4 separate regions of the Mus musculus genome follow, and all the other regions are linked to region 2. The links are chromatin loops, found by intact Hi-C in ENCODE. Cell type or tissue: left cerebral cortex. All regions are shown on one strand. Links, peaks and the distances in the headings refer to the core of each region. The heading gives the core; the rest is flanking DNA. Region 1 has its middle 34 kb from the start of Pcx. Region 2 has its middle 12 kb from the start of 2010003K11Rik. Region 3 holds the start of Lrfn4 (leucine rich repeat and fibronectin type III domain containing 4). Region 4 has its middle 21 kb from the start of Pcx.

The links. Hi-C counts contacts between places; a loop is a spot of excess contacts. Peaks named below come from ENCODE experiments on the same cell type or tissue, not always from the same donor. Only the 100,000 strongest peaks of a DNase experiment are listed, where the experiment ranks them.
Region 1: it touches region 2 in a loop (1.8-fold over the local background); 4 of 42 quality-filtered maps call a loop at or near these places.
Region 3: it touches region 2 in a loop (7-fold over the local background); 6 of 42 quality-filtered maps call a loop at or near these places.
Region 4: a loop joins it to region 2, with 1.9 times the contacts of the local background. A loop is called at or near these places in 4 of 42 quality-filtered maps.

Annotation. Positions count from the first base shown.
Region 1 is chr19:4,557,316-4,562,933 of GRCm38, forward strand. It overlaps a transcript of Pcx not described here. Among named protein-coding and RNA genes, the nearest start is that of Pcx, 34 kb to the right of the region's middle. In left cerebral cortex, for the core only: no CTCF peak of the experiment used is centred there; DNase peaks (open chromatin) are centred at 1,021 and 2,507; H3K27ac peaks cover 2,279 bases.
Region 2 is chr19:4,507,453-4,513,070 of GRCm38, forward strand. It overlaps a transcript of Pcx not described here. Among named protein-coding and RNA genes, the nearest start is that of 2010003K11Rik, 12 kb to the left of the region's middle. In left cerebral cortex, for the core only: no CTCF peak of the experiment used is centred there; a DNase peak (open chromatin) is centred at 2,842; H3K4me3 peaks cover 1,850 bases; H3K27ac peaks cover 771 bases.
Region 3 is chr19:4,613,187-4,618,804 of GRCm38, forward strand. It overlaps Pcx (pyruvate carboxylase), which reads left to right. Exons shown (of 20, transcript NM_008797.3): 11 at 4,394-4,538; 12 at 4,779-4,868; 13 at 4,956-5,334. It overlaps Lrfn4 (leucine rich repeat and fibronectin type III domain containing 4), which reads right to left and starts at 2,481. Exons shown (of 3, transcript NM_153388.4): 1 at 1,777-2,481; 2 at 1-1,328. The coding sequence starts at 1,318. In left cerebral cortex, for the core only: CTCF peaks have their summits at 2,571 (motif pointing left) and 5,223; DNase peaks (open chromatin) are centred at 904, 1,211, 1,732, 2,043 and 3 more places; H3K4me3 peaks cover 2,256 bases; H3K27ac peaks cover 2,047 bases.
Region 4 is chr19:4,570,883-4,576,500 of GRCm38, forward strand. It overlaps a transcript of Pcx not described here. Among named protein-coding and RNA genes, the nearest start is that of Pcx, 21 kb to the right of the region's middle. In left cerebral cortex, for the core only: a CTCF peak has its summit at 2,565 (motif pointing left); no DNase peak of the experiment used is centred there.

The DNA.
Region 1 (5,618 bases), core at 429-5,428, 50 kb after region 2:
TTTTTGTTACATGTCCTCTTAGGCCATTTTAGATAGTAGGCAGCCCTTGGAGGACCTTCCCTGCAGCTTGCCCTGAGCAGGGAATGGTGCTGCCAGGACCCCCTAGGCTGGGTAACTGTCAACCCAGGTCACCTAAGTACCAAACAGATCTCTCCTTTAGGGTTGAAAGTGCCAGGAGATTTCCAGACCTTTCCTTTCTAACGGCAACCAGGGCAGTGGATATACAATTTAAAGATTGGTGTCCTGAACCAAAGTTTGAGGCAAAGCCCAGTGACAGTAGACAGCAGCTTCTTTCACTGTACACCAGAATTAGGGTGCCCTGGACTGGCCTAGTCTTCCTTGGAGCTTAGTTCTAGAATCCCATACTTTTTTTCTTAGCTTATCAATTCCTTTATTTTAGGTAGGAAAAGGAGAAGGCTCCCCCCCCCCCCCAGAAGCTTATGCTGATTTGCAGAGCTCCTTCTCCTAAGCAGAGCTTTTCCACATACATTCCTGAGGGGACTATGAGTTTTCCAGTAATGGTTTACTGGAAGTTACAAAGGGCTAAGTCCACCGTACACTTTCTGTGGTTCCATCTTATTCTCCCATTGGGTTTATTTCCATAACTATTTACCCAGTTGGAATGGACAGGAGAGCCAGGAAAGAGAACCTGCCCCTGCACAAAGGGCATTTTTTTTTTTGTTTTGTTTTTTTGCCAAGTCCTGCCAACAGTAGTGTGTGTTCCAGCAGACCCTGGGGCTAAAGAAATGCGAGTTGCTGAGCTTGTTTACTGGGGATGAGGGGGCAGAAGGACAGGACGGGGACTGTGGAGAGCTTTGAGGGAGTTCGAGTCAGGGTAGAGAGTACTTAGCTTGAAGAGCAGGAAGATTCGAGCAATTGCTGGCGCCTGGACTAAGAGAGGAGACAGAACCAAAGTGGGGCCTTGGGCTGGAACCAGGCATCACCCACCAGTGCATGCTTGTCAGAGCTGGGATTGCTGCCCGGATACCCTCTCTCCTCCTTTTAGCACGAGACTTTGGGATGTGTAGTGGGAACCTTGGAGCCTGGCATCCTGCCTCCTGAGATCCCTGGCCCATTTCCCCAGAGTTCCTCTGAGGGAAGGCCACCAGCATAGCCCTTTGTGGGTGGGGCTGCATCACTCCACACCCTTAGTTTCTGTGTAGCTGCCTGGCATGGAGTGCTGTACTATAGACCTGGCTTTGGGTACTGCTCTGTAGCTGAAGGAGTAAGTCTCAGATACCTGCTGGGAACACAGTAGGGAAAAGAAGGCCCTGACATCTCCTGTCATCAAAGAAGCCAGCAGAAGGCCAGAGCCTGTGCAGTTAATGCTGTGATCATACTGTGGAGGAAAAGCACAGCGCTCAGGAGCACGCCCCAAGCCCATGGGGGCCTCTAGGGGATCCTCCCTCCCCTGTAGCTATCTGTCTCCTGCAGCTGGCAGCTTCTGACTGGCAGTTTGGCAGGATACTTGAACCTTAGGCACATTTCAAACTCAGAATTGTCTCTCCCTGTCATCAAGTGGAGAGTGAAAGAGGAGCGGGAGCAGCCCCCTGCTGCCCTGCTAGGCTCATGATTGGTGCTGTCTGATGATCTGGTGAGCCTCTTCTCATTAGCCCAGCCTAGGGTTTTGCAGGCATTACCTTTAACCAGCTCTGGTATGGGTGGCAGAATTGGCCCCTAGGGGACAGAGCATGTTTAGAGTTGAATTCAGTGCTTCAGCAGAGGTTACCAATCTGGGAGTCATCTGGGTTTGTTCTCAATTCATACTGCCTGATCCTAGCCTCTCAGTAAAGGCTTTCTTTGCTCTCCTTTTTTGGTACCTCACCTCTGGGCCTCACTGAGGGGCTGGCCCAGTAAGGTGCTACACTCAACGTATCCTGTAGCCAATAGGAGGGAGTGTGAAGACCCAGGGACTCACTGTTTACTGTTTCCAAGGTGGCTTGATCGCCCCAGAGATGGGAAACAGGAAGTGTTTAGACTTCTAATTCCTCACCCATTTTTTGAGGACAAACCTTTCAAACCCATGATTGTGATTATATTTTTAGAAGTACCACTGTTTGCTCAAGAGTGGCTTCTGGCCCCGGCCACACCTCAAGGAACACTTTGGAGTTCCTTCCTCCAAATGCTCACAGTTCCCATCTTGTGCCCTTTTGGCACACATTAACCCTTTGGGATGCTCTTGAGTTGTATCCCTGGGCAAGGATAGCCAGCTGTCCCATGTAATTATTTTGGTCTATGTCTAAGCCCAGTCCCAGGAGGCAGTTGTGACATTTCCTATATGGACCTGTGTCACTGGGCTATCAGAATGGTACTAGCAGAGTAATACTTAATGGTTCAAGTCCTTCATGTATACAGATCACACACACACACACACACACACACACATACACACACACAAAGTTTGTCTGGGACCACACACATCTAAGGGGTACCCTGCCCAGGGGCTGCCCATTGTGCCTTCTAGTTCTGCTTAGCAGCTCTGGGCCTGGACCAGAAGAGAGGATAAGGGCCTATTGTTTGTCCCTGGGCCCTGAATGGCACTTTGTTTTCCTTCTTCAGCTCTAGCCAAGTGGCTTTACTGTGGCTGTGGGCGCTGGTGTTACAGTCTCATCGAAAATAAAAAATCCATTCCCAGCAGCCCTCATGCTGCTTGCTGTTTGTTATGGGGGTACAGTGCTTTGAGAGCCAGCGAGGGGTCTTATGTTTGTGACTTCTGAGTAGGGCCCATTTTAGGGTCAAAAAAGGCACCTTCCCTATGAAGTGCCTGGAGCTTACTTGGGTCTAGGTGAGAGAAGTATCTTCAGGAAGGGGATGGTGGGTCCTGGGGCAAAGGCAGGAGATGTGGGTTGTGCTTCCCTTCCCTCGCTGTCCTCCCACCCTCTCTCCCTAGCCATCCACTCTCTATACTGGTCCTCTAGTTGGAGGTCAAAGGAAGGGAAAGGTGGTGCAAGGCCGGGGAGTAGGAATTGTGTTGTTGGGTTTGGCAATGAGGAAGGAGCCTGTTCAGCCAGCTCTGTATTTGGAGGCCACCCGTCCTGCAGACACAGGTCAGCTCCCACCTGTCTGGGAGAGTCACATCTGCTCATGGCTCTTCATAAGTCACACAGCAGGCGTGGCTGTTTGCTTTATTATCCCACTGCCTTCAATCTGGGAGGGCGTGCTGTCCTCACCCAGCGGTTCTTAGAGGGCTCCCCAGGCACTTGCAGGTCCTTAAACCCAGTCCAAGGTAGTCTTCAGAGCAGAACAATTTTCCTAACAGTACTAACAGATTACTTTTCTTTTCACCAATGATGTTAACTTAGGGCTAAATTAGAGACAAAACTGGCAACATCTTTCCAGGAATGAGCACCATCCCAGGCCCTTGCCCTCCACTTCATTTAACGCTGACCTTAATGAAGCAGATTTATTTACTCAACACTAATGTGCTGTGCTTGGGCACATGTTCTTACCGTTCTGTGTGATGAAGTGGGAACTAAGCACTTTACTTACCAGCTGTGGGGGTTGTAGGAAAAGCTCTTGCTCAGTTGTATGAGTTGCATGTTGAACTTGATGGGTTTTCAGAATGCACTGATGTGAAACTGTGGTCAAGACTATAGATACACAGATTTGAGTGCTTTCTGAACTCCACCCCCCCCCCCAAAAAAAATGAACATTGATGAATCTGTTGCTTCAAAGTAAATAGCTAACAATTCATATAGCCTTGGTGAAATTAGAGCTTGAAAGAACAAATTAGAGTTTGTCCTGGGCTGGGTACTTTTAAAATACTGAAAGGCCTTTCCAACAACATTGACCTTGGTGATGATATTATACCGGTGGTGTTTTATTAATTCATTTCAGTCTGTGCCATGCTCCTCTCCAGAAGAACACTGTAATGCAAGGAGCCAGTATTTTCCAGATGACCAGCACAGGAGATTACAAAATCATGTTGGTCAAAAAACCCATTTATACATTGAGAAAGGCCAGTGAATTTTAAAGTCACAGAGTAGGAAAAGTTCATGAGGTTTGAGATTTCCTGTCACAGAGAACTGCTTGTCTATTGAGTTCGGATATAATGTCAAGGGGAGTAGCCCCAGTCATCTAGAGGTTATTAAAATATTTTCTTCCTTTTGCAACTACATGTCTGAGCAAGTCTCAGTCTTCCTCATGATTAACATCACAGTAGATTAAACCATAAGAACATATGTGATAGGTGCTGAGGATTGAACCCTGGTACACCGGGCGCACGCCTTTAATCCTAGCACTCGGGAGGCAGAGGCAGGCAGATTTCTGAGTTCGAGGCCAGCCTGGTCTACAGAGTGAGTTCCAGGACAGCCAGGGCTACACAGAGAAACCCTGTCTCGAAAAACCAAAACAACAAACAAACAAACAAAAAAAGGATTGAACCCTGGACTTCATACAAGTTAAGTAGGTGTCCAGTCTTCATTAAAAAGTTGCTAACTTAAAAAAAAAAACAAAAAATGAATTTGGGTAAATTTTTTGTAGTGTTGGAGGTATAACCCAGGACCTCATGCATGCTTCATGAGTGCTATAACACAGAACTAAACTGAAGCCCTAACATTTTTTTTTAAATACAGCTTTACTGATATGTATTCATATAAAATGTACTGTGTGTACATCCGTGCTTGTGTGTGTTATGTATAGTGTTCTGATATTGGTTGTTTTCCATCTTATTTTGGGGGTGGTTTTTTTTTGTTTTTTGTTTTTGTTTTTGTTTTTTGTTTTTAGAGACAGGGTTTCTCTGAATAGCCCTGGCTGTCCTGGAACTCACTCTGTAGACCAGGCTGGCCTTGAACTCAGAAATCCGCCTGCCTCTGCCACCCGAGTGCTGGAATTAAAGGCGTGCGCCACCACGCCTGGCTTCTATCTTATTTTTGAGACAAGATCTCTGATCTTAGGCTGTACCAATGTGCTAGACTGGCTGCTAGGAAGACTCAGGGATCCTGCCATTTCTGCTTCCCTAGGGCTGGTTACAGATGCACTCTGCTTCATACAGCTTCTCCATATGTGCGTGACAAGAGTTGACTCAGGTCTTTTCTCTGCAATCATCACTTTACTGACTTGTTTTTGAGACTGGGTTAGAATTAGGGTTGACCGGGGAATGTGCATTTAGTCTTAGCTGTCTGTTTTTGAGACAAGGCCTCACTCTGCATAGCAAACTGACCTGGAGCTTACTATGAAGCTCAGGCACTTTCCCTGCCCCAACCTCCTGAGCTGTGGGCTTATAGGCATGAGTTACCTCCACAGCCCCAACCCCACCCGCTTCTGACACAAGACTCATTATGTAGGTCCGGCTGATCTTGAACTCAAGAGCTCAAGTGGTCACCCTGTCTCGATCTTCCAAGCTGCAGGGACTTTAGGCACATACCACTGTGACTGGCTAGAATTTTTCTTCTACCCTTTGTTTTGAGACTTGAACTTGCCTCCCCTCATCTCTGTATTCTAAAATGCTGTTATTACAGGCCTAACTGGCAAAATTCATCCCTTTAACAGTGTGTAATTCAGTAGTTTGAAATTCAATGGTTTTTTTAGTACATTTACAAGGTTGAATAACCATCTTCACTATCTAATTCTAGAATATTCCCATCACCCTACAAGGAGACCTTGTGCCCATTAGCAGT
Region 2 (5,618 bases), core at 360-5,359:
CAGACTCAACTCTTAAACAGTGTCTATATTGAAATGTGAGCAAGGGGTTAGAAGACAAAAACCATATCACTCTCCACAAAGTGGAAGTCACAAAGAAGGCCTTGTAGAAGCCCCTGAGATGCTGGGTACATTTCCCTCCCTTCCTGTCCTGGGTCCTTATCCTATGTATCACAGCCCAACTCCTGGCCAAACCTGCCTAAGGCCAGGGTCTGCCCTTTTGTCTGGTCTCACCTTCTGTTGAAATTTCCTAGGATTCTAGCCAAGTTCCCCAAGATTTCAATTATCAGTAAAAAAAAAAAAAAAAAAAAAAAAATCAATAAAAAAATTTCTGAACTCCACCCCAGACTTCCTGACACATAATCTTTAAGAGTGGGTGTGAGCCCAGAAATCAGGTTGGTTTTGTTTTTAGCGTACCAGGAAGTTTATCACTACAGAAGCCTGGGAAATACTTCAGAGGCCTCTCAGTGTGGAGGCAGACCCATCTGGCGAGTTTCCTAAACCAGAGTGGAAATGCAGGGCCCTCAGTCCCCTCAGTCCCCAGGGATAGGCTTGGGTGGCTTGGGAGGCTACAGCTGTTTCTGACTTCCAGTGACACGTATAAGGCAGAGCTTCCTACCCAAGACCTTGCCATGAGTGGTACTGAGCCCAGGCTGAGAAGCAGTTTCCAACCCTGCTAAAGCTTCTCACCCCAGCTTTAGGTCAGGCAGCTTGGTCACTGGGCCGACGGGGCCTGGAATGGGAGCCATCCCCAACCCTGCCAGGAAAAGTCATCACAGACACGAAAGCCTGGGCAGACCTGGGCTCCATAAAGTAGGTGCTACAGCTGCTGCTCAGAGCCTACAGTTCCCTGCTCACAACTGTCCCCTCACTCTGTGCTGCTCAGAGCCTACAGTTCCCTGCTCACAACTGTCCCCTCACTCTGTGCTGCTCAGAGCCTATAGTTCCCTGCTCACTACTGTCCCCTCACTCTGTGCTGCTCAGAGCCTACAGTTCCCTGCTCACAACTGTCCTCTCACTCTTTGGTTCTGCCTCCATCAGTTTCTTTGTTCATGTCTGAGTCATTTGGGGTGGGTGTAGAAGTCATGTGTACCTTCAGGCAACCTCATGTCCTCTGCTCAGAACTCAGTGCTTACAGGAACCAAGAAGGATCAAGTCACACCATCTCACTCAAAGACCATGGCCAGCCAAACCTTTCTGAAGGACGCCATGCTCCATGTCTTACACCTACATAGTAGAGGAAAGTTAACTATAGACAGGACGTGGGAAATCACAGGTATTCCTGTACTCGAAGAGTAAACAGGATCAATAGTTGACAGACTCATTTCCTGTAATCTCTTCTCATGTGGAAAGCCAGTTAGAGAGGTAGAGGCCTTTGCCCAAGGTCACATAGTTTAAACTCTTTTTCTGACTTAACTCCAACTCCAGGTGAACTGACACACCTCTGCCCTTATACACAGACATGCCCATAGATAAATAATGATATATATATATTTTTTTTTGAAACAAGTTCTTATGTAGCCCAGGCAGGCCTAAAACTCCTGCTCCTCAGTTGAGTGTGGTGGCATATGCCTTTAATCCAGCACTCAGGAGACAGAGGCACTTGAATCTAGAAGTTCCAGGCCAGCCTGAATTGCACAGTGAGTTCCAGGCCAGGCAAGACATAGGAAGACTTTGTTGTCTCAAACAAGCAAAATTCAACCAACCAAAAAAACCCAACCCACATCTTGATCCTCCAGCCAAGTGCTGGGATTAGAGTTTTGTGGCGTTATGCCTGGCTTTTTTTGTGTGTCATTGTTGTTAGGCATATGAAGTCTTTGATACAATGGCTGACACTAGGTCTTGTTCACCACTCTTCCTAGTATAACACCAAACACATACTTAGTGTTTAAAAGTAATATATGAATCTGGAAAATTGGAATATAAATCCATCTGTATTAGATTCATGCAAGGTAGGGGTTCTGACAGATAAAGGGGGGACCAGAAGTTGGAATTGCCTTTTTTTTCTCTCTTTAAAAAAGAGAGAGAGAGAGAGAGAAGCCATACTGCAGAGGCCCACCTTGAACTTGAAATCCTCCTACCTCACTCAGTCTTCTAAATACTAGTGTGACATACCTGTGCCACTTTGCCCAGCAGCCCCCTGGCAAGATCTACACAGTAGAGTCGGAGTTAGTAAGCAATTATTGTTTAACGCGATGTTCTCATAATTCCTGATTGTCCTGTCAGGAAATGGTCTATTTTTCTCTTCTTGGCCTGATCAATGATGATGGACTAAGTTTATTTACTGTCTGGTCTCCTATCACTGGAAGGCAGGACTTTGGAGTTGCTTGGGTGACTTTCATTAGCTACACTGAACCTTCTAGAAAGAAAACCTTTAAGGTTCCGAGCGGCCCAGCTTTGCCGATCAGGAACCTGAGCTCAGAGACGTGAAGCTGCTGCTCCAAGGTCACACAGAGGCGGGCTCCTGACCACCACCTCCATACACGCAGCTTCTACAGGACGCAGACACAGACCCCAGGTGGTACCGGCGCTCTCTGCTTCCTCGTGTCCTTAGCTAACGCTTCTCCTGCGACCTCTTCTGTATCTGCTAAAGAGTACGTGCGTCTGGCAGCGCTGTTCCAACCCCCGTGCATCTGTTATGGTTGCGGTTTTAAGAGACACGTGCTACCCGAGTGAATGAATTGCACGTCCCCACCCCCGCCGTCAGCCAATCAGGATGAGCTTCCAGCCGGACCACTTCCGCCTATTGCGGGCCCTGGCCGCGCCAGACGGCCCACGTGAGGCTTTCAAGAAAAGAGAGTAGGCGGCGGCGCGTAGGGGGTGGGCTCTTCCCGCCTCTTCACCAATCACAAGGTCTTCTGGGGACGCGAGGGGCGGAGTCGACGTGAGGCGCCAAGGCTTAAACGCGAGGGGTAGGTGGGTGCAGGGAGGAGTCCTGAAAGGGGGAGCGGTGAATGATAGGGCCAGTCATCCAATCTTTGGAGGGGTTGGGCTGTCTCCACCAATGGAAAGTCTTACGGGCGGAGCCAGGGCTGCAGCAAGTTTGGTTGCGCGGAGACCGCAGCTGTTCCCTGTCAGTGGAGGCAGGGGCCGTCAGAGGCGGCGGCCACGGCTAGAGGCGGCAGGGCGGAGGTGAGTGTCCGCGGCGCTCTGCACCTTACTCTTCCTGGTGCAAGTCGCTGCGGGTGGAAGTGCACCGGCACCGGCGCCGGGGACGCTTATGTAAGGGTGGCGCGCGCCAAGGCGACGTGGGTTCCGCGAGTGTCGGGGAGACGGCTGCCGGCATTGCACGACGCGGCGCGACAGGACGTGCACAGTCCCTCCCCCCAATCCCCTCGGGCACCCGGGAGGCACGGACCCGCCCCCCTCCTTTGCTCTGGGCTCCCAGGAGCCCCTGGCTGCCGGAGCATCCTTCAGGCGCAGGCAACTCGTTCCACCCCTCTGGCGGCCCACATTGGCCTTAATCCTGCTCTTGCGGGCCCATTTTCGAGATAGAGAAACTGACGCTTCAAGCCCTAAAGTGCTTCGCGCCAGCTTCCCGTGAGGGCTCGTACTCCAGTCTGTCAGAATGGGGCGCTCACAGTAGCCCCATCATACTGCATATGAAATCCATGCCGGGAGCGTTGAGAGAGACTTTTTCTTGTTCTTGATGTTTATACCACATCTTCAGGGGGAAGCTCCTAGGAGCCCCTGGGTTCCACTTTGGTTCAGGTGTGGAAGGGATTCTGAGCCTCCCAAGATTCAGTGATCCATCCGCCCAAAATCCCTCAGGAGTTGTGCCCGGACACTGCCCGTTATTTCTACAGCGTATACGAAGTCTGAAGTGCGTTTGGGAAGTGCCCTTCTGGGCAATCGCGAAGCCCTGGCTTTGAGGACTTGTGCGTGCAGATTCCTCCCAGAGTGACTGCCCTGTGTACTTTGAGGGAGTTGCTTTACCTTTGCAGGGCTCTTTTCTCCTGTCACAAGCTTTGGAATCAAATAAGATTTCTAGGTCTCTGGCAGGTTTGAAATTCTTAAAAATCTGAAGGTCTCTTCATTTTATGAAACGGGTCATCCAGGCTAATTACTCCCGATCTCCATCTGAGAAAACTGAAGTCCGAAGAGCCAGCTAGATAGACTCAGTCCCTAGATCACAGCTAGAGCCCCAGTCTTTGCCTTCCCCGTTGCTCCCTCACCCACTGCCTCCAGCAATCCTGGCTCCAGCCTCCTGCTTGTCACCCTTTCCCTGTATATGATGCAAATGCTCTGCTCCTGTTGGGGGTGGACATGCTGAGCCTTCCACCTGCTTACAGCTAAAGCTTGTTGTTTGACTATTCTTCACTGTTAACTCTCAAACTCTTCATTTTTGGAGACAAGATCTTGCAGTGTAGCCCAGGCTGCCTTTGAGCTCATGATCCCCCCCCTGTCCCCCCTGCCTGTCTCTCTCAAGTGCTGGGGTTACAACCACATGCCAACAGTTACATCTCTAAGTCTTTATTTATTTATTTTATTAATTTTTGTTTTTCTAGACAGGGTTTCTCTGTGTAGCCCTGGCTGTTCTAGAACTCACTCTGTAGACCAGGCTGGCCTCGAACTCAGATCCACTTGCCTCTGTCTCCTGAGTGCTAAGATTAAAGGCACTTGACACCCAACCCTAATGGCTACATACTACAAAACACTCCTGCACCTAAGGCTCTGGGAACATTGTAGAAGAGGGGATGGAAAGATTTTAAGAGCCAGAGGATCAGGGAGTTTGCTACAAGATTGTGTCTCCTTATAATTAATGTTAGAAGCTGTACCTATAAAATCTCACCAACATGGGTGTCTAAATGTGATTTGATCAAGAGTGACACCAATGGACATACTAAACTAAATGGGGATAGGGGGATCCACAAGGCTCCAACCCTGCACAGAGAATTATAGGTAGCTCAGGAAAGCTGGCAGTGGGAGAAGGAGTCGTCCCCAGGGAAGAGCACACCAATTGGTTTTTCAATGCTAAATGATCATCCCTGGAAACGTACATACAAGCAACATAATGTGGATGGAGGAGGCTATAGTTAGGAATATCTACCTATATCTATCATCCCTGGAAACATACATACAAGCAACATAATGTGGATGGAGGAGGCTATAGTTAGGAATATCTACCTATATCTAATCTATCTATATGAAAAAAGAGGCCTTGAATTTGAAGAAGTCTGGGAAGGGCATATGAAAAGGTTTGGAGGGAGGAAATGGGAGAAATGTAATTATAATCTCCAAGAATTAAAAAAAGAAAAAAACATTGCTTTTCCAAGAAGAAGAAGAAGAAGAAGAAGAAGAAGAAGAAGAAGAAGAAAGACATGTGCCACCATGCAGAGATTTTTTTTTAATTTTGTCTATTTTTTATGTATGTGAGTACACTGTCGTAGTCCTCAGGGCATCAGATGGTTGAGAGCCACCATGTGGCTGCTGGGAATTGAACTCAGGATCTCTGGAAGAGCAGTCAGTTCTTTTAACTGCTGAGCCATCTCTCCAGCCCATTTTTTTAAAGAAGAGTTTTTATGTAACTGAGGCTGACCTTCAGCTCTCATCCTTCTGCCTCTACTTCACAAGCTCTGGTATAGGTGCACACCCAGTTCCCTCCTGCTTTTCTCTTGCAC
Region 3 (5,618 bases), core at 388-5,387, 110 kb after region 2:
TGTACTGGATTTGGAACATCCACACTGGGTCAGCTGGCCGCCCCAGGCCCCAGCTCACCAGGCCAGAGGTGGCAGTCACCTCCGTCACTTGCACTGCTGGTTCAGATTCTAAAGTTCCCTCGCCTTCGGCAGCAGTTCTAGCAGAAGCAGCAATGTCCGAAGGCCCAGGACGGCCCCCCTCAGCACTGGTGTTCCCACCATGGGGCAAGGCCAGTACCCGGAGCTCCACTCGGGCTGTGGCCTCACCAGCAGGGTTGGTGGCAATGCAGGTATAGGCTCCTGCATCTCCAGCGCCCGTCACCCCAATCTCTAGGGTCCCATTGGGGAAAGCCCAGGCTCGAGAAGAGTTGCCAACCAGCCTGTCATCAGGGCCAACCCAGTGCATGGTAGGTACAGGGTCACCAAGGGCCCTGCACCGTAGGGTGGCCCGCTGGCCCTCTAGCACCCACAGGCGCTGTGTGTGCCGGGCAATCAGCGGAGGCTCACAGGAGAACTCTCCCTCAGGCACTGCCCAGAAGTAGCGGCCTGCCAGGGTTGGTGGAGAAGCGCAGGTTTCCAGGTCATCGGGCCGGGCCAGCCGCCGCAGCCACAGCAGCTCACAGTTGCAGTGCAGTGGGTTCCCGCTGAAACTCAGCACCAGGGGAGAAGGTGAGGCCTCAGCATCCCGGCCTCGGGAGAAGAGTGGATCAGGTGCCAGGGTGGCCAGGCGGTTGGAGGTGAGGTCAAGGCGGGAGAGCTGGCTGAGCTGAGCAAAGACACCTGGGGGTAGTGCATCGATGAGGTTATGGTCCAGGTTCAGGGTATGCAGGGCAGGCATGGAGCCTATGCCAGCCCAGGGAACCTGCCGGAGGTTGTTATAGGACACATCCAGGTCCTCGAGACTGTCAAGGAAGTCGTCGAAGGCCCCGGGGGCGATGCGGCCCAGTTGATTGCCACTGAGAATGAGATGCTGGAGGTTGACAGGCCCCCGTAGGCTGCTGCTGCCCAGCTCCACCAGCCTGTTGCCATCCAGGTGCAAGGAGCGCAGGCTCTCCAGGTCCCCAAAGGAGCGAGCCCCAATGCGGGTGATGGCATTTCGAGACAATGTTAGGTCCACCAGCCCTGTCATGTTGCGGAAGTCAGGTGGTCCCAGGGCCTGGATGAAGTTGTCGGCCAGGCGCAGTTCAACTGTGCGCCTGTCCACGTTGGGTGGCACAAACAGCAGGCCTCGGTGGGCACAAAGGGTGCTGAGTGACTCCGACAGGTTCTGGCACACACAGGGTAGCGGGCAAGCAGCGGCTCCACTGGCCAGCAGCAGCAATAGGAGCGGCGGGGCCATGGTGAGTGCCCTGTGGGAAAGGGCCGCAGCCCCAGGCACAGGTGGGGCTAGGGCACGTGCCCACTTGTGCCCAGGGCACAGTCCCAGGAACCAGTTTCCAGAGTCTGAACTGGGGAAGGTTTGGGTAAGAGGCTCACAGAGGACCCCAGGGAGAAAAGATGGCTGGGGCTGCAGACTAGGGCCCCCCAGAGTAAAGGTCACATTTCCCAAGCAGTTGAAGGGAGTCCAGGTACTGGGAACAAGGTGAGGCCTGAGGCAGGAAGTGGAGGAGGGCCAAGAGCAGGGAGGGTCCGGGAACTTCCTTCTGGCATCCTCTGGAATGGCCAGCCCCCTCCCCCCTCCCTGCCTTCCTCTTCGTGGCTGAGGATGGCGTCCCCCAAATCCCTGGCGTGGACTGTGGCTCCTCCCCGGGCGGGCCTCCCTCTGAGCCCTGTCGGGGCGGGGGAGGGGGGGCTCACCTGGTGTCCGTCGCTCAGGGGGCGCGGGCTGGCCTCCCCGCGGACCCAGCCGGCCCCTGCCGACTCCAGGCCGCTCTCTCGCGGGGGCGAGGCCGGGCCCGCCAGCCGCGCGCCCTCCGGCCCATGGCGCTCGGGCCCTCGGCCCCGGCTCTCTCGGCTCCCGGCACCTTTTCTCCGCGCCGTTCGCGGTGGCGGCGGCGGCGACAGGCAGGCGGGTGCGCGCTGGCGGACGCGCGCGCCGCGAACACGCACGTGGAAGGTGGACCGGGAGGGGCACAGGGATCCACCCGGGCCCCAGCCGGGCTCGGGAGGTCACGGGGACACGCGGCCACTGCAGCGCCCACGGGTGGCGCCCAGTCACGCCCGAGGCCCAGCCAAACCCTCCGCTCTGCCCCACGGCGCTGCCGCAGCGCACTCACCCTGGCACGGACGCGCGCGCCCTCGGCCACCCTGGCGCCCAAGCATCCTGCAACCGCTCAGGCGGGCGCCGCGGCTCTGCAGACAACCAGACAAAGCGCCAGCTCTAGGCCTCTTTACCATCTCCCAGAGACGGGTCTTTGTCACATGTCTCTGGGCACCCTCCCCAACACGCCCACATATGCCCACACACCCACACGTCCCCGCACCCACGGGCAGGGCCGGGTGCAAACCCGCACTGTTACTGGGACCCCCGCGTTCGCAGACACACACTGAAGGTCACAACCGTTCTGCATCACCGCGTCACGTGAAGAATCCCCCACAGGCCCGGGCCCTTTGGGGGGGGGGGTGCGGGCTGGGGTGGCGCCCCCAACAGGGCTTCTGCGGGTGGGGCCTGAGGGCTTGGCCAGGGGACTGGCGTCGTGCCCCGCCCCACCGCGCCCCTCCCTTCTCTGCTCGGTCTCCCTCCCGCCCTGCCGGGCGCTCCCCAGCCAACCGGCCTCCGCCTCCGGCTGGATTGGTCTGTGCTGCGCGGTTTCCCAGCAGGCTGGCTGTGGCACGCTGTTTGAAGCTGTGCGTCAGTGGTCCTCTCCGTGTCATAGCTCCGCCTTCCCTCTTCCAGAGGGGCCGCCTCCTCGGGAGTGTAGTCCGAACGGTCTAAAATGTGAGGTGGACTCAGAACCAAGTTGGGTATCGTGTTTGTCTCCCAGGAGTGCTTTCACTTAGTTGGGACAGGAAGTTACCACCTCCTGCGGGGCATCTTCTCGTCCCAGGCTACCTGGACCCCATCTTGCTCTTCCCCTCCCTCCATACCTGACTCTAAGGAGTGCGTGGGTGGCAGGAACTAGGGGAGAAAGAGATTGGATTTTAGTCCTGCCTGGTACAGCTGCCCAGCCTTGAGCAAGTTACTTAACTACAGAAGCGCTTTTCTCATGGAGACCCAGGGCTGTTAATTGCCTGTACCATTCACACCTAAGGAAACCCTGCAGCTTGAGGGGCCTAAGTCCTTGCAGCTGGAAGCCAATGCTTGGTTTGTTGCTGGGACACCCCAGCTGTTGCAAAAATAATTTGGATCTTTGGTCATCTGTGATATGAGGTGGTGGCAAGTACTTCTTTTTCTTTCTCTAGAGTTTCCATTCACTCCAAATATACACGTATTCTAGTATCTGCCATGTGGTAGCCTGTTGTGGGAGCCAGGTGGTTCCTGGCCCCATTCCTACTGCCAGGGAGCTTCCCAGCAGAGGCAATGGTGGGAGGTCCAGTAGTCGCAAAGGGGAGGAATTTGCGTGGTGGCTGGGGACTTCGAGGGTCCTTCTCACCCTTATGCAGTTCTTCAGATGGCTTTACAGTTAAGTGCCATGCTTTGGTCCCTTTTAGGGGAGGGTGCATGGGCAAGTTTCCAGGAGACGAGCAGATGCAAGGCCCACACACCCACACAGATAGCTGGGTCCTGCTTTGTAATCATTAATGACTTCCTATCAGAAGCTGGTGGGCAAGGGTGACTGTGTAGAGGCAGCTTGGGGGAAATGTGTGGATTGAGCAGAAGAGATTAAGAGTACAGGATTGGTCATGAGACAGGGGTCCAGCATGCCCAGCCACACAGGAAAAGATGGGTAGGCAGGGTAGAGGGCAAGGTATCCATCTGGCAGATAGGCTGGGAGCATGGGATGCAGGGCTTGCTGAGCTCCATGGGGAGTGCAGATGTACTAGAGATGGTTCCACTTGGCTCCAGAGACAGAGACTGTCATAGGAGCAGCAGGTCCTGATCAGGATATCCTAAGGACAATAGCATGTGAGAAGTGGAAGGGTAGAAGAAGAGGTCAGGAAAGAGTGTCTAGGTGGGAGCTGTTAGCAAGAAGATGGGAGGATGCCTTTGGAATTAGCAGGAGGTGGCCTCGTGAAAATTGCTTCAAGAAGCGTGGTTGGCAGGGGTTAAAGGGTGGTGTGTGCTGCTCCCGGAGCTAGGTTCTAGGCCTTGGGAGGTGTTAGATCTTAGTGTGTGGACTGAATCACAAGGGGATGGCATTGGCATATGTTCTGGGGTGAGTAAAGGCGGAGGGTGTGCGTCTAGCCCCTGGCAACTCCAGGGATTGCCGGAATGCTGGTGAGGTGGGGGAAGCCTCAGCGCTCCAGAGGAGCACCCGAGTCTCCCATTCCCTCCCTTAAGCTGCCCAGTGACCCCTCCGCCTCTGTCTTGCAGACCAACATCCCCTTCCTGCAGAATGTTCTCAACAACCAGCAGTTCCTGGCAGGCACAGTGGACACCCAGTTCATCGATGAGAACCCTGAGCTGTTCCAGCTTCGGCCTGCACAGAACCGGGCCCAGAAGTTGCTACATTACCTCGGTCTGCCTGCGCTGCCCTTCTCTTTCCTGCTGACTTTTTCTTATCTCCCACCCTGTACCCCTGCCCTTGTTAAGGTCCTGCACCCTCCTTTCTGTCCACATGTCCCTTATTAGGTTTCCACTGCCTAGACCCAAGAGGCCCAGGTGTCCTGGAGAAAGCCTCCTTCCCAGAACCCACTACTCACACTGCTGCCCTGGACTCCTCTGAGCAGCCCTGACCCAGTGCCCACTTTCTCCCCAGGACATGTCATGGTGAATGGCCCTACCACTCCAATCCCTGTCAATGTGAGCCCCAGTCCTGTGGATCCTGCTGTTCCTGTGGTGCCCATAGGTAGGTTGAGGTCCATTTTTAACATCGCAAAGGGACAGTGGGAGGTGGCTGCCGTAAGATAGGCGTTGATGTTCTTGTCTACCCTAGGCCCACCTCCAGCTGGTTTCAGGGACATCCTTCTGCGAGAAGGGCCAGAGGGCTTTGCCCGAGCTGTGCGGAATCACCAGGGGCTGCTGTTGATGGACACAACCTTCCGGGATGCCCACCAGTCACTACTGGCCACTAGAGTGCGCACACATGATCTCAAAAAGATTGCGCCCTATGTTGCCCACAACTTCAACAAGCTCTTCAGCATGGAGAACTGGGGAGGCGCCACGTTCGACGTTGCCATGCGCTTCCTGTACGAGTGCCCCTGGCGGCGGCTCCAGGAGCTCCGGGAGCTTATCCCGAACATCCCGTTCCAGATGCTACTGAGGGGGGCCAATGCTGTGGGCTACACCAACTACCCTGACAACGTGGTCTTCAAGTAAGCCTGGGTCTGCCGAGACCACAGCAGTGGGCTCCAGAGAGTCTTTGGCTGTATCCTCTGGGGACCAAACAGAATTTCAGAGGCAGAGCCGTCAGGGCTTCTGGGTCTCTGTGGCAGCAAACACTGAGAGAGAGGACTTGTCCCAGGAGTCACAGCACGGAACTGGGGTTGAAACTGGGCCTGAGGGCTCTCTGCTCAAGTGTTCTCCTCAGCTACCCTTCCTTGCTAAGAATCTTACTGTCCTCCAGGCTCAGCCAGGCTGGATGGCTCTGCCAGTGCCA
Region 4 (5,618 bases), core at 338-5,337, 63 kb after region 2:
GACACGGATGGGAAAGATGGGACAAAGTCACAAACAACAGGTTTATGAGAAAATGCTCATCATCAGTACTCACCAAGGAAATGCTACCAGAGCCAGGAGACACCTCCTCCCGCCAGTTAGAATGAGAGTTACCAAAGGGGCACGTGAAGCGGACCATGTCGCAACGTGCCTGTAGTCCTGGGAAGGATCAGTCCAAGGCTAGCCTGAACTACCTGAGACCCAGTAAGTGTTGATAAAGAGTGTGGGGAGAGGGGGTCCTGCACATTGTGATGAGAATGTAAACTGGTGCAGTCACTAGGAAAAACAGTGACTTTTAAAGCTTTTAAGCTTTTAAAAGATTAAAGAACGACTGCTGGGTCAAGGTGGCACACACCTTTAGTCCCAGCACTCAGAGGCAGAGGTAGGCGGATCTCTGAGTTTGAGGCCAGCAAGCTCCTGGATAGCCAGAACTACATTATCAATACCCTGTCTCAACAAAACAAAACAAGCAAATTATGGTATGAACCAGCATTCTCACTATTGGATATACTATTATATATAATATATAATATGTATTAATCTTATGCTTTTAATATATTCAGAGTTTTAATACATTTTTTTGAAGTTCTGAAGTCAACATGGAAAAAACTTAAAGTTTACTAAAAATTTGCAATATTTCGAATATAAAGGGCTAGGTGTGCTTGGTGGCACATGCCTTTACTTCCAGTATTTGGGAGCTAGGGGAAGGTGGATCTCTGAGTCTGAGGCCAGCTTCATCTATGTAGTGAGTTCTGGGACAGCCATAGTTACGTAGTGAAACCCTGTCTCAATTAGTAAAGTACTTATTGTATAAGAATAAGGGCCAGAGTTTGAGGAGCAGAACCCACATAAAAAAGCTGGGCCTTTTTATTCCCAGCTGGAGAGAGTTCAGCTGTTAAGAGCACTTCCTACTCTTTTAGAGGCTCCTGGGTACAATAGGGAACTAACTGATTCTTAGTTCACTTCCTTGTTAGCTTTAGCCACTGCCCTGGCTCACAGGCCTTTTTCTAGATCTTATAGCATGGGAAGATCCTGGCTCCAGGAGAACATTTGCATTCCAATTCAATTTTATTTTGGTTCAATTAAGTATGTTTGGAACCCACACTATGAGCAGGCACCAGGCCAGGTTCCTTGGGTGGGAAAACTGGGGTTCTGAAATTGAATGGCAGTAATAATTCTGGAGTTTGCTACTTCACGTGGGTCTTGAGGAGCCTCATTTTTCTTATCAGTAAAATTTGGGTTGATTGATTATATCCCTGTGAGATTATGGGGAAAATTCAGTGAGCTAAAAGGTGCCTGGCATAGAGTAGGCAGGAAATTAGTTCTTTTGCTGTGCTCCTGGAGCTAGTTGTGTATACCACATTTACATGACAAAGATGAGGCAGATGTGTGTGTGTGTGTGTGTGTGTGTGTGTGCATGTGGGAGGACAGCAGACCCTTTATCCTTCAGCGAGGGTCCAGGACGCCTGAGTCCTCATAGTTTCAAACTCTTACCTATACACTACCTTTGAATAAATCAGGTCGGCATAAATCAACAATATTTGTTATAATAAAACTTCCTCAAAATATTTTGGTTTTGCTCTTTTAGTGGTGGTGGTTGTTTTGAGATAAAGCCTCACCATATAGTCCAAGCTGGCCTAAAACTCCAGCCCTCTTGCTTCTGCCTTCAAAGTGCTGGAAGTCACACACACACACACACACACACACACACACACACGCACACGCACACGCACACCACATTCCTGCCCCGATTTTCAAAAGCTCTTGTCCTCGCACTTGCAGTGCTGCTCTGAGATGACGCGGACCTAGTGGTGGCATGAACAAGGTACTTACTCTGGTACTCGTGGTGCAGATATTTTGCAGTTTGAGGTATAGCAACAAAACTATTTATTTTAATTTAATTTATTTTTCTTCTTCATTGTTTCACAAATCCTTTTTTGTTTGTTTGTTTTTCAAGACAAGGTTTCTTTTGTATCCCTGGCTGTCTTGGAACTCAATCTATAAACCAGGCTGGCCGTAACTTACAGAGATCCACCTGCCTCTGCCTCGGAGCGCTGGGATTAAAGGCCTGTGCCACCACCACTTGACAACACATAAAATCGTTCTTGCTGAAGATCTTAGCAGTCTTAGCCTATGGTTTTTTTTCCTTTTCTTATTAAGTCAAAAACTATCACTTAAAGGAAGCATATTATGGAGCCCTGCTGCTCTTGCACTTGGGACCATTGGTAAGTAAATGACAGTTGCCTGAACAAAAGTGCTCTGTTACTAGAACAGTTTTTGGTAATTTAGACTCCAAGTGATAGCAGGTGGGTAACAGATGCAGCATAGATTTGCTGAACAAGGGATGATTCAAGTCTACCCAAGGCTGAGCAGGACCAAGAGAAATCTCATATTACTCAGAATGCACTGATTAAAAGCTTAAGAATTGTGGAGACTGGAGAGATGGCTCAGAGGTTAAGAGTACTGACTGCTTCCAGGGGTCCTGAGTTCAATTCCCAGCAACCACATGGTGGCTCATGGCCATCTATAATGAGGTCTGGTGCCCTCTTCTGGCCATGCAGGCATACATGCAGGCAGAATGCTGCATCCATAATAAATAAATAAATAAATAAATAAATATTTAAAAAAAAAAAAACCTTAAGAATTGCAGGCGGTGGTGGTGTATGCTTTTAATCCCAGCACCTGTGAGGCAGAAGCAGGCTGTGAGTTCTAAGACAGCCAGGGCTACACAGAGAAACCCTGTCTCAAAACAAAACAAAACAACAAAAACCCGTGGGTACTGGAGACATGGCTCAGCAGTTCAGTGTGTGTATTGCTTTTGCAGAGGATCTGAGATCTGTTCCTATCCCCCATCTCTGGCAGCTTACAACCACCTGTAATTCCAGCCTCTGCGTGATAGTGATCAGAGGCAAAGCATCTTCAGGGAATTTCACACATGTGCACATGCTCACAAATGCCTACTGCTCCCTTGTAGGAATAGATCCCACCATGACAGCTTCTGGGGAAACTTGGCTAGCTATCTCAGAGTTTCATTGCTGTGAAGAGACACCATGATCATGGCAACTCTTATAAAGGAAAACATTTCATTGGGGCTGGCTTACAGTTTCAGAGGTTTAATGGTCCATTATCATCACAGCGGGAAGCATGGCAGTATGCAGGCAGACATGGTGTTGAAGGCACCAAGAGCTATACATCTTGATTCTAAGATCATAGAAGGAGACTGGATTCCACACTAGGTGGAGCTTGTCCATAGGAGACTTCAAAACCCACCAGCACAGTGACACTTCCTCCAACAAAGTCACACTACTCCAAAAAGTCACACCTCCTAGTAACAGTGCCACTCACTGTGGCCAAGCATTCAAGCATGTAAGTCTACAGGGGCCATTCCTGTTCAAGCCACAGCACTAGCCCTAGGTTTGGTTTGGTTTGGTTTGGTTTGGTTTTGTCGAGACAGGCTTTTTCTGTGTAGTCCAGGTTGGCTTGGAACTCACTCTGTAGACCAGGCTGGGCTCAAATTCACAGAGATCTGCCTGCTTCTGCCTCCCTAGCACTAGGATTAAAGGCATGCACTACCATGGCCCAGCTAGGTCTAGTCTTACTAAACTTATTTATTTAAGTAGCAGGGTTTTGCTCTAGAGTTATCCTCCCCCAACCCCCGTGCATGTGTGTGTGGATATGTAAGATAGAGACTGAGAAAGACTGGAAGACGGAGACTTACTGTGTAGCCTAGAACCTCACTGTGTGACCAGGCTGACCTAGAACTTACAGAGATTGCCTCTGCATTCCCAAGTACTGGGACAAGCATGCCTCTGCCTCCAGTTTCTTTCTTTCTTTCTTTCTTTCTTTCTTTCTTTCTTTCTTTTTTTTTTTTTTTTGTGGGAAAGGGACATTTCAAGACAGGGTCTCACTCACTATGTAACTCTGACTGTCCTGTCCTGGAACTAACTCTGTAGACCAGGCTGGCCTCTAACTCACAGAGATCCACCTGCCTCTGCCTCCCAAGTTCTGGGATTAAAGGCCTGCACCACTACACCATGCCTCCAGTTTCTTAATCCTTCTTCCTCCAGAGCCTCCTGAGTGCTGGGGTAGACAGGTGTGCACTACCATATCTGACTTACTTTGTTGTTTTATTTTCATACATGATCTGTAGCTAAGTGGACAGAAACATTTCAGGTTGAGAGTCATTTTTCTTTGACAAGTTTGAAGTTATGCTTTGTACTTTTGTAGTGTCTCAAACTGCTGCGAAATCCAAAACCTTTCTGATTTGTGACTGTTCTGCCCCGTCAGTCCATCTTGGTATTGGTGTGTTTATGATACTCCCAACCAGCCCTTCTCTGTCTACCCTGGGAATTCCTTGAATTATTATTAATTTTTCCTCTTTATTTTCACCACTCTCTGAAACTCATATCATTTAGCTTTTTGATCTCTAACTGACCCTCTCATCGTATCCCCTCCCTGACTTATGTGCTGTTTCTTTGTCTTTTTGCTTCAGTTTCTAGATTTCCTTTCACCTTAGCACCCCAACCCTTCTATTGATGTTTTTGTTTGTTTCCAACATACTTTTAATTTCCTAGCGCCTTTTCCCCTGAGTAGTTCTTTAAGAACACATGTATAATGTTCCATTGTTTTTGGGATATGGTCTTATTTCCCTGAGGATTTTAACGATATGATTTTTCTTCTCCCTGCATATTCTACTGCCTCTAAATTGCTTTTTTTCCCCCCTGCAACATTCTTTCTGTCTTCTTTGAATAAATCAGCCCAATGATTTTGGCTTGCCTAGATGTTTTAGGAGTGGGAGATTCAAAAGCTGCCTGAGTCCAAAGTGAATGGGATTCAATTTGGTCTTATTCTAGGTTAGGTGATGAGGTGGGCTGTTTGAGGGGTCTTACATCCAGAAATCTTTCCCCCCCCTCATGCTCTAGGTATTTTAGGAATGGTGTGCAGGAAGGGGCAAAATGCAGAGTCACTTATCTCCAATTCCTTGCCCCACTTTTGCAAGATCTTTAGTCTTCCAGTATGCCTTGTGCCCTATCCGGCTCAGAGGTTTCTTCCTGCTCTACCTCTCCAGAACGTGAGCTCTGTTCTTCTGGGGGTGATTAGGAGGATGCAGTTGTCAAACTGTTCAGCTTACACTCCACCCATTGTTTCAAAGCATCTGCTTCTTCCCTGGCCAACATGGAGTCTGAGGTGGAGGTGGGGATATAGTCAGCCTTTGAGGCTGTGAGATCGATTAAGCTGACCTACATTCTGTCTTTCTTGGTCATGTTACAGTTGTCACATCTCCTGTTATATCCATCCTTGGATGGTCTATAACTTTAACAAAATCTGCTAGTTACAGTGTATAAGCTCGGCACTCAGGAGGGGTGGGGTGGGGAGGAGGATCTCAAAATGAGACCATCGTGAACTACACAGTACATTTTTGTCTCTAAAAAACAGCAGCAACAACAAAAGACTCCACCTTATTTCTTGAAGTTATGGTAGGACTTCTGGAGGAAGAAACACTGGGACACATAACTCAGACCCATAATAGTAGTCATACAACAGGAAAGGGTGTTCCAGATGGGGACCATCTAGAGGGAAAGGAGATGATGATTAAAACA